Linked DNA regions of Homo sapiens: region 1 is linked to region 2. A link is an interaction called in ENCODE POLR2A ChIA-PET data of the cell type or tissue named here. Cell type or tissue: IMR-90. All regions are shown on one strand. Links, peaks and the distances in the headings refer to the core of each region. The heading gives the core; the rest is flanking DNA. Region 1 overlaps LOC105375371 (a long non-coding RNA gene). Region 2 overlaps SEMA3C (semaphorin 3C).

Evidence for each region. Peaks named below come from ENCODE experiments on the same cell type or tissue, not always from the same donor. Only the 100,000 strongest peaks of a DNase experiment are listed, where the experiment ranks them.
Region 1: POLR2A ChIA-PET joins it to region 2 with 5 read pairs; 1 of 35 experiments calls an interaction of 5 or more read pairs at or near these places.

The regions. Positions count from the first base shown.
Region 1 is chr7:79,787,039-79,792,434 of GRCh38, forward strand. All of the region lies in intron 2 of LOC105375371 (a long non-coding RNA gene), which reads left to right. Among named protein-coding and RNA genes, the nearest start is that of MAGI2, 340 kb to the left of the region's middle. In IMR-90, for the core only: no CTCF peak of the experiment used is centred there; a DNase peak (open chromatin) is centred at 2,733; H3K27ac peaks cover 163 bases.
Region 2 is chr7:80,855,638-80,861,033 of GRCh38, forward strand. The region is part of intron 2 of SEMA3C (semaphorin 3C); the gene reads right to left. Among named protein-coding and RNA genes, the nearest start is that of SEMA3C, 61 kb to the right of the region's middle. In IMR-90, for the core only: no CTCF peak of the experiment used is centred there; a DNase peak (open chromatin) is centred at 3,084; H3K27ac peaks cover 200 bases.

The DNA of each region.
Region 1 (5,396 bases), core at 100-5,099, 1.1 Mb before region 2:
TTGCTTCCTTTTCACAAATGAGAACTCTGAGGTGATAAGAGGTATCACTGCTTGTCAAAGGTCACATAGGAAATAAATGGCAAAAGTAGTATATGAACCCAGACACTATGGCTCTAGAGTTTCATGCTATTATCGATGACACTACAGAGTTGGCTCTAGGGTCCACAGACATGGCTGTAATGACAGTTCCCAAGTAAAGGGTCTCTTTTTTATTTAGGCAGAGTGTCTTAATTGATATGTTCACTGAAGGATCAAGTAAATTCAAAATGACAGCAAGCCTTTAATGATCTCTCCAGCTGGAATATTCGTTTCATAACTTGAGAAAAATAGCTGTGCTGGTTGCAGCTGAGATTCAGAAGATAGCAAATATCTCAGCATCCTGCTATTGCCAGTCTCACAAAGCTTTGGGTCTAAGTAGAAGTTGGTATAATATTCCTTGTTTTAATTATTTTGCATCTGTGCTACATTTTACTCTTGCATGTTTATTTCTTTCTGTCATACACCTTATTTCACCTGATCTTTGTAACCTCTATGTTTTGTACTATATTCTGCTATGTTTCTTATTTCATCTTCTTACACGCTATCCTTTCTGTTCATGCACTTTTTTCTTCCACAATAAGACTTCATTCTTTACTGTTAAGACTCACATTCTTTTTGGCTTCTTGCAGTTGTTTTTGTGATTTTCTTCATTTGTTTTTCTGTTTTTTCTTGGCTCTGCATGATAGACAGCGATTATTTATCAGCCATTTGTGGTTTCTTAACATTGCCAACAGGCTGACAATTTTCCCATTTCTTTCTCTGTGAGGTTTCTGAATCATCTTTTAAAGTAGTTCTCTGTACCAGAAAAACAGAATATCAAAATGCTGAGCGACAGTTTACATGAAACATGCACTTTGCTTTGATTGTCTTTTTCTGAGACAAAAACGTACCATTCCTGTGTTACTACAGTACCAACTTTCAGAACTGAAATTTTCTGCCAGTAAGTTAGTTCCTCTGGTCTAGATGATAAAAGCAGACTGATATTACAAGAAAACCATCTAAAAGTGCATATATTTTTAATTTGATTGTCCAGAAGGTATTCTGCATCCCTTTTCTATTGACATGCTGCTATGGATTAATGAATTTTCCTTAATATTCCCTATTGATGAATCAGAGGGCTTTCACACAAATAAATTATTTTATTCCCGAAAGTAAATTTATCCTTCTAAAGATTAAGAAGGATTAAGCTTTGAGTTTATAGTATCTTCGTATCTATATATAAATGCATTAAAAACACACACTGACCCTCACACACACACACATATATATATGTGTATATATGCATAAATATGTTTGGCAGGTATATAATAATTCATATATTTTATATATTATAAATATTATTTAATATGTTATATAAATATCATTTTATCTTTCAAACTTCTCCCTAAAACATTAACATTACATTCTTCAATATACGTGAATTTCTACAGCTATTGCATTGAAAAGCAAGAACATCAGTCTAGCCATGTTTTATCAAAATTGCCTCAAAATGCATTTTTTGTCTCAGCATCCTTATCTTATGATGAAGAAAGACTAAGCTTGTAAAAACCCCACCTGCATGGAGAATTTTTTTTCCTAGGGTGGAAAATATAAGGGAGAAAGAAAGCAACTCATATCTTATCCATTATGATTAACAGCCCATGCTAATGACATTCATTAAGCTAAATGAGCAGGAGAATGAGGACTCAAGCTTTCTAATTGAGGCAGATTTATTTTTAGGATGAAATTCTCCCAAAATACATTTTCTTTTTTAAAACATTGAGTGTCATTTCAAGGCATATAATTTAAACAACTGATTATGGATGGGATATGCTTTAGCCCTTTTGGAAGTATAAAATTATACAACCAGCAAAATCATCATTATCACTTTTATAGTTTTATTATGACTATTATTTATTACATGAGTGGATAAAATATAAAAAGGAAGGAAAAATGATCTTCATTAAAGTTAATGACTCATCTTAGCAATTTTGTTATTGAGTTAACTATTTAAGATCTCTTCTGCCCTAGATCTTCTGCTGAGTGAGAGTATTAGTCACATCTATTAAACACATACCTACAAAAATAGTAGCACCTTAGGATAAGAGGCTTGGAAATATGTTTTACATATGCTGATATCTACTTTGCTTTAAATTAAAAATATATATATACACATATTGACATACATATATGTAGCATATACGAATATTAGGAAGCCTGTCACAAATAACATAGGTTTTAATACAAATTGTACACAGAAGATTCTACATATTGAAAGTATTTTTATAATAAATATGTATACTTCTTAATGTATTACTGAAAGATCAATGGACTTGTCATTAAAGGATCTGAATTTAACTTATACTTCTTCCAGTATTAGCTTTGTATTATGGGAGAGTCTCTAAAATAGAGATAGTAAATGTGAGCTCAAATAATAACTTCCAAAATTTTTTTTCTGACTACAACAAAGTAATTTGTTTTGAGCAAATCCTCTTACAAAAAAAATTATGAACGACAAAATCTATGAAACAACTATTTGAAAGCATTAGAGATAAACCAACTGAGGCAGGATTTAAGGATCTGTAATCCTTGAGAGAATGGAAGAGCATAAGATGATTTCCACATTCATCCATCTTTTTCCTTGAAAACATTTTTCAATTCACTGCATCATAGAGCAGAGCCCAAGCAGAACCCAGCGTCTCACTTGGCTGAAAGTCAGTGACTGGAATTTAAAGCTGCCAAATTGGATAAGACTCAAGAAGCAAAAATCTTTGAAATGAGGAAACTACTATAATGAGTAAAAAAAATCTACAGGCAAATCCCCTTCTAGTTTTTGATTAATTACCCATCCTTGCACATGAAAAATGAAACTGAAAAAAGAATGATGAACAAAGGAAGAAGAAGGAAGGAAGGAAGGAAGGGAGGGAAGGAGGGAGGGACGGAAGGAGGGAGGGAAGGAGGGAGGGAAGGAGGGAGGGAGAGAGGAAGGAAAGGAGGGGAGGAAGAAAAGGAAAGAAGGAAAAAAGGAAGCAGGGAAGGAAGGAAGGAAGAAAAGAAAAAGACTAGAAATGAATATTAGCTGAAAGGAAACAACTAAACAGAAATTTTATCAGTTATATAATACCAGGGAGGCAGATGTTGAAGATCAAACCCTGGAATGATGCAAATATTTTCTCAAATACTCCAAGTCTTTTGTTAAGGCCCCAGAAAAACCACAACCTAGGACTAAGGCCACCTCCTAGGTATAAGGAACATGCTTAAGAGCAAGGACTACCATCTGAAAGTAACAGTGAAAGTGATATAGAATAGTTCTATATGTGTGAAATCAGCACACAACAAACTCAAGGGAAGTACTAATACAGTATTTGCTGTCAAAGAAAATCTAACCCTCCCTGGAGAAAAATAACGTGTTCCAGAGTTATTATAATTTTTCATCCAATGTGTTGAGAATTCAGTCAAAAATTACCAAATATATCAAAACATAGGACAAAATGACCAAAAATGAAAACAAACAAAAAAAAGGCAGGTAATAGAAGACCTAGAGTTGGTATTAGAATTGTCATACAAGGGCTTAAATATAACTGTGTGATTAATATATTCAAGAAAGTAAAGAAAAGAATGTTGGATTTTAACAGAAACATGAAATTACACACACACACAAAGAGATAGAGACTCAATTCAGAATTAAGTAGCAAAATACACATTATTTTCATATACCCTCGGATCTTTTGCCAAAGTAAACTGTGTGATTAATATTTTCAAGAAAGTAAAGAAAAGAATGTTGGATTTTAACAGACACATGAAATTACACACACACACAGAGATGGAGACTCAATTCAGAATTAAGTAGCAAAATACACATTATTTTCATATACCCTTGGATCTTTTGCCAAAGTAAACTGTGTAATTGACATTGAAGCAAGTCTAAACAAATTTTAAAAACTAAAAATAGTCAAAGTACGTTATCTAAACACAATGGAATTTAAATAAAAATCGGTTTCGCAGGCCGGGCTTGGTGGCTCACACTTGTAATCCCAGGATTTCGAGAGGCCAGGGTGGGAGGATCACTTGAGCCCAGGAGTTTGAGATCAGCCTGATCTCTCTTTTGTGAGACCCTGTCTCTACAAAAGTAAACAATAAATAAAATAAATAAGTTTCAGAAGGATAATTATAAAACTCCTCAAATGTTGGAAAATGTCATTTCTTATACATTTTATTCCTCCAAAAAATTAAACCTAGAAAAAAAGTAAATAATTCCCAAATATCCTTTACCTGGAATCATCAATTTTTAACATTTTGTTCTACTTGTGTCATTATTTCTCTACATCTCACAGATGTAGAGAACAATTTGAAATGAAATTGCATACATTGTGCCCCATTTCCCACTTGAAAGTCAGTGTTAGTTCTCTAAGACTAAGATGCTCTTATATAACCATCGTAAAATAATCAAATTCATGTAATCTAACATTAGTATAATATTTTATTTATGTTTCTCATACCAGTTTCTTCAACTGTCCTAATAACGTTTCTAGCCGTTTTTCTCATTCCTTGAACATATCTAGGATTATGTATGCATTTACTTGACGTATCTCTTAAATTGTCTTTTAATCTTTAAAGATTAAATCTAGAACATGTTTTAAGCCTTTCTTTAACTTACAGTACATTGACTTTTTTTTAGTTTTTAAGAACTTAGGTTTGTTATTTTAGTTGAATTTCCTTCAAATAGGTTTTGATGGTGTTTTCTTATGTTTAGATTCAGGTTAGGCTTTTTTTGTGGGGTGGAAATCTGTGTAAGTAATGCTGTGTCCTGCTTAGGATGTCATATTCAGACACACAGGATGTTTGTTCCCTGTTAGCGACCATGGCAATTTTGATTACTTGGTTGAGATGTTGTCTGGTTTATTGCCTATATAGTTATTATTTTTCTTTAAATATTTAGTTTAGAGAGAGATAATTCGAGGCAATGTAATTATTCTCTTCCTCATCAAAATTTTTACCTCTAAAGTTAACAGCTGTTGTTTCTTGCCTGCAAAATTTTTACTATAATGGTACAAAATGATAATTTTTTACCCTATCATCCCTTTTATGTTCATAGGTGAGAATTATATTGTAAAAAAAAAGATTTTTTATTATTTTCTTCACATTTACATATTTGTGTTGTTAGTATGAAATCATGGATTTTTACTTCAGTCCATGGATCATAATCCATGACTGTTCGTATTTAATTAGACATACAAGTTGTTCCAGATTTGGCCAAAAAGAGCCCCCCTTCAGTCTCATCCCTGTGTATTTTTAGTATGCTAATATTTTGGCATACTAACATTTCTGTTTGTTCACTTCCCAATTTGCCGGCACCAAAAATGATTCAGGTTCATCCT
Region 2 (5,396 bases), core at 251-5,250:
ACGGCAGAATCAGGGCTGGCTCCCTGGCAGTCTGAGTTCAGAATCTCTCTTCTGAATCTCAAGGCTGGATGACTCTAGTGGAGTCAACATGATACAAAACACAAGGCAACTAGTAGTGACAATAAAAGGAGATGACAATTTTAATAATTTGCCTTCTTTGAAATATTCACTCCTAACACTAGTTTGAGCTGGGGAGTTAACTTTTTTGCTTGTGTTTAGATTTCACTTCAACATGCAGCTCTTTAAAAAAATAACGTCCCTCAATCATTCATGTTACGTTTTAACTAGACTCGGCAAGGAGTTAGCAGTCTCAGAATCATGAATTCATGAAAAAGATGAGCTTTTGTGAATGTATTTCTTGCTTCCTAAAAAAGGTCACATCTATTAAATATAAGGAGATAACATCGTTTTTAATAGTATTTCACACATTAGCAAAGGAATTTTTTATTAAACATAGTTATCAAATTTTTTGGAGTATTTTTAAATTTTTATTATTTTTTTGAAGGGCTCACCATAAATATGCAGGTAAAAATTCACTGTTCTTCCAATTCTGTAAAGATATCAGGATAACAATGGATTTGACAGATTATCTGAATTTTTTTAAATGACCCCTTTGAGGATACATTTTAGAACATTTGATGTTTTCTGTTCATTCTCTTCTACATGTAGCAGGCAGGCAAACCACGTCCACTTCTTATATATAATAATACATCCACATCTGAACAAAAAAGCAACATGAATATGAAATAACTGTGAACTAACGAAATGATAACCCGGTAGGAATGAAGATTAGCACAAGCAGAGAAAGGCTGGCACTGCCATGCAGCACAGCATTCAACATCATGGTGACAGCCCAGCCAGAGATTTTCAAAGTGTACACAATTCTGCATTGGTTAAGGAAAAAAAAAAAAAAAAAAAAACTAGGTTGGAATAGGAATTTATGCTGAAAAAAAAAAAAAATCCTTACACCTCAGGCTTGGAGTTTAAAGGATTAATAAACAAATGAGCTTTGCGAATATAAACTCTTTTCTGGAAAAAAAATGTTATAAACATTATTTCATTATCTTACCAACACTTCTGCTCCTAGATAAAACTCATCCACTACAAACATCTCTGCTGCTGATGAGCTAGGCTGAAAAGAAACTGGACCTAATCTTAAATCTGGGCCTAAAGGTCCTGACTTGGGAGAACAAGGGTAGATTCTGCCCCCTGTGCCACCAAGTATGGCTGAAATTCAAGGTGCTATCATCCTAAATGGACATTCCATTTGCCTCCCCCATGATTTGGAATGAAAATTACAGTTCTCAGGATTAACCTTGAAGTGAAAATCAACATTATCCCCATCCTCCCCTTCCTCCCTTCTTCCTCCCTCTTATTTCATTCTAACAACCACATGCGACTGCATAATGGGAGGACCAGTCACTACGGTCCTAACCTCACAAATTTCATCACCAATATCTATTTTTTAAAAGTGTCTCATGACCTCCACCTTTGCCTTTCATTAATTCCCGAATTAAATGTGTTTTATTTGCCTTGTTATATGTGTATATGTGTTCCTTAACAGGGTCAAATTCATGATTTGCACAATTTTCCCAAGAAGAGCACATAAACACTCTCATGCAGGTTTTGGCATCAGTGACACGGGCCCTTTAATGAAGGAAATTTGAATTTTCAGGATGTGCTCATATGCCACATATTCTTAAACCTCCCCAAATTAATACTGTGTAAGAATTTAGCAGTTAAAATAAAGTTTTAAAAAGGCAAGAAATTACAAAAACGAGAAAAAACAAAATCCAATGTATAAATTATATGATTCACTGCTAATTCAGCCAGGACATCTCAGAATTGCTTATCATTAGACAAAATATTTGCTTCAGATATGTTAATTTTTGAAAATTGCTTATCAGGATTTTGTTTTAATTAGTAGCCATAAAGTGCTACAAAGGGGTCTCTCCCCATTCAAAAATACTTTGTAAAAAATTAATAGAATATCTTTATAAGCATTTAAATCGATCAAAACTTATTTTCTAGGTAGCACAGTCAGCTATTTCATTTCTCTAGACCCTTGATAAAAGGAGAGTAATATTGGGGAAAATAGTTTGATCATATTAGTTACAAGTTAGAATTGGTATGAAGAATTTGTAAAAGAGCTAAATATTCTTTGCTAACTAAACAAACCAAGAATTTTTACTAGCTCAAAATTTTGCTAAAAAGACTTACAGTGTCTTAGTTGCATGTCATGCTTATTAATGTTTTGTTATTGTATGTGATGTTTCTAAATATAGGCAAATATATTCTATGTTCATAAAGTGGAAAACTCATTCAAATAGACCTTTTTTTTCCATACCAAAACTTCTATAATATTCAGATATCAGATTATAATATGGGGAATCCTGTTATGTTATGATATGGCTTAAAATTTACCTTAATATTTTTATGTGTCTAAAAGACTCAATCACACTTCTAGCATTGACATATTGAAAATAAATATTAGGTATTTGCTATCCAAGATGGCTTATACTCCTAGTTATTTGTATAAGGAGGAAGGCTTTCAGGTGAGTTTTACAAAAACAGGTACTCTAAACTACTAGATCACAGTTTCTTTGGGTGCGGCTCAAAATGCATACTTTAAAAAATCTCCCGTATGATACTGAGGTTCAAGCAGGTTTGAGAAGCACTGATATACATCATGACAGACCAAATATGTTTGCCTGTATGGCTTCCATTTGGTTTAACTGATGACCAGATACCAGATCCCAGAGGAAAATGTTTAGTTATACAGATGTCCAGATATATTCCAAACTGAAAAAAACTGTGAATAATTTACAATAAGCTAGAGTACTGCTCTTAAGATAGTTTGAGATTAGAGTTTTAGGTTGTAAATTTGTAAAACCACAGACATTTTGAGGAGGAATTCCAGTTCCTATTTTTAAAGATGAGGAAATTATTAAATAAATAATAGGCATTAGTTTTGTGTGTTTACAAATCACACATGCTCAAATGAGAGTGCACAAAATGAAAAGGCTATTTTTAAAATACCTAAGATAAACAGAAACAAAAAGCTTGAGTTATATCAGGTTGAGTCATTCAAAATGCATACATATTAGAGGCCATGCTTTTCACATCCTCCTTTGTGACCTTGGAGTGTTTAATTACAGCAAATGTACTTTGGCCCAGACTAGTTCCCACTTTAAATAGAGCAAGTATGAATTCGAGGTAATTCTCCATATGAATAACTGAACCCAAGATGTGTAGAACAGAATGGTATCTTAAAAAGGATAAAGTTTGGGCCCCTCGGTTAGAGGTGCATCATTTGTCCTCTTTATTATAACACTCAGACTTTACAAGAGTTTTCAACTTTTCAGGCTTTTCTTTTCTTTCCTTGATCTTTTCCTATCGTTTGAAACCTTTGAAACTCCCTCGTGAAACAGGCATTCATCATACCTTAGTTCTTAGACCATAAATCCAAAAAAAAATAAAGTGGTGAAAACTCAAGAAAAAAAAGAACGGTGTGTGTGTGTATGTGTGTTTGTGTGTGTGTAGGTGCAAAGAAGCATATTTATTTTTCCTATAGAGATGAGCCACTGTAATGGTTTATCCTAGTTATATGTTTATGCATACATACATATTTATATAACTTTTTGTTTTCCTTAATGCCTTTAGATGTAGAAATCATTTCCTTCTGTTTAGAACAAGTATATTATCAAGTTTTGTTATGCCTGTCTTACAGCTTGTGGTTGTATTGAAAAAGTACCCGATGAGCTCCCTAGAGAGGATACCTGTTCTGCTCTATCATTTTCAAGTTCATCCTAAAGATTTCTACCAAGTGTCAGGTGATCCAGTAAGCTCACAAATGCTCAGAAGAGCCTCTCTAAGTCAGGACAGCAACTAGTTCTCTTAATCACTTCGAGACAACTGCATAAACTGAATTCCATATGTTGAAAACAAAAAGAAAAGATTTAAGTCAAACGCAAAGTTTAGCTGATTTCTGTATGTGTATTCTATATTAACAATAGTTTGGCGGCACACATTTTCAAACTTAGCACCCTCCTGTTGCCACAGTCTGCTGACAGCCTCCATTTAGCTGTCTTTTGAGTCCACTGCATGGTAAGCTCCTCTCTGAGGCAAGCCACGAGGCCTTATTTGGTGATGACAGCTCAGTGGCTGGCTGGCTGGCTGGCACAGAAAATGTTTCTGAACTGAACTGAAATTTAGCAATCTCTAACACCTTTCACATGTGTTTTGGTTTAGGAGTCCCTTTGTAAGTCTGCTAGACACTATTTTTTTTTTTAAAATAATCGGGTTTCAAAAATGTCTCATCTGTGTGCTATAAACTCATTTAAACTTGGGAAACAATATTCTAATTAATAATAGGCATAAAATATAAAAGACTATAGAACGACCACTTAGCTTTTATTCAAATATCTTAGTTCTTCTAAAATAATCCTTTTAGTAATATGTATGCTTAGCAAATACGTATAGACTAGTGTTTTTATCCTACTTATTCAGCAATAATACTATTTCCAAGAATAAATGAACTATTGGTTAGTTTTTATGATTAAAGTAAACTATACCTATGACTATAAGTAAACTATGACCATGGTTTAATGGTATAAATTTATAATCATAAAAATATTTTTAATAAAAGATTATAAACCTTCTCCTAATGGCCAACTATTTTTGAATTTCTGCCTTAATATTTTGATGATACTTTTATTTCTTCCTCAAGACACATTACCATGTCTATCATGTCTCCTTTCACAGTGCAGCACCATCATATTTCCATTAACATGTGGCTCTGGACATACAATAGATCCAACTGCACCCCTTAAAACACAGCGGCAATGTGGTAGAGAAAACTGACTTAACATAGTAAAAACTATAGCCTGAGCTCTGCTCACCAAGCTGAGTATTACAGAGACATTATCCTGTTTCCATTTGATAGAGTTAAAGTGATCTCAATCAGAGAGCAAGATCTAAGCTTAATGGGTAAAAATTCAGAGTTGAGGTTTGAGATCCCAAACTGCCAAGGTCAAGGGCCCATGGTCATTACTCTTCTAGCAGTGACAGAAACAGAACGGATAAGTGCATTCAATCAAAAGGCATGAACAGCGAAGACGAGGCCACCCACACAAACATCTGTTTGCTCATGAGGTCCTTTTCATAGGATACCATAAAGACAGGTGTGGGGTTTGAAAAATTCTGTTTGGGGAGACCTACTGCTTGGTGAGTGCTTTTCTTCTGTAGTTACCTTCGAAGCATACTTTCAACAATTCTTCTTTAACTCATGTTTGTTTATTGAGTGCCAGTAATGTTGACATAGTTTATGTGTGACTTTAAATCAAAGGCATATTGAAAGAAATAATATGGATTTTCACTTAATTAACAAAGGCCTT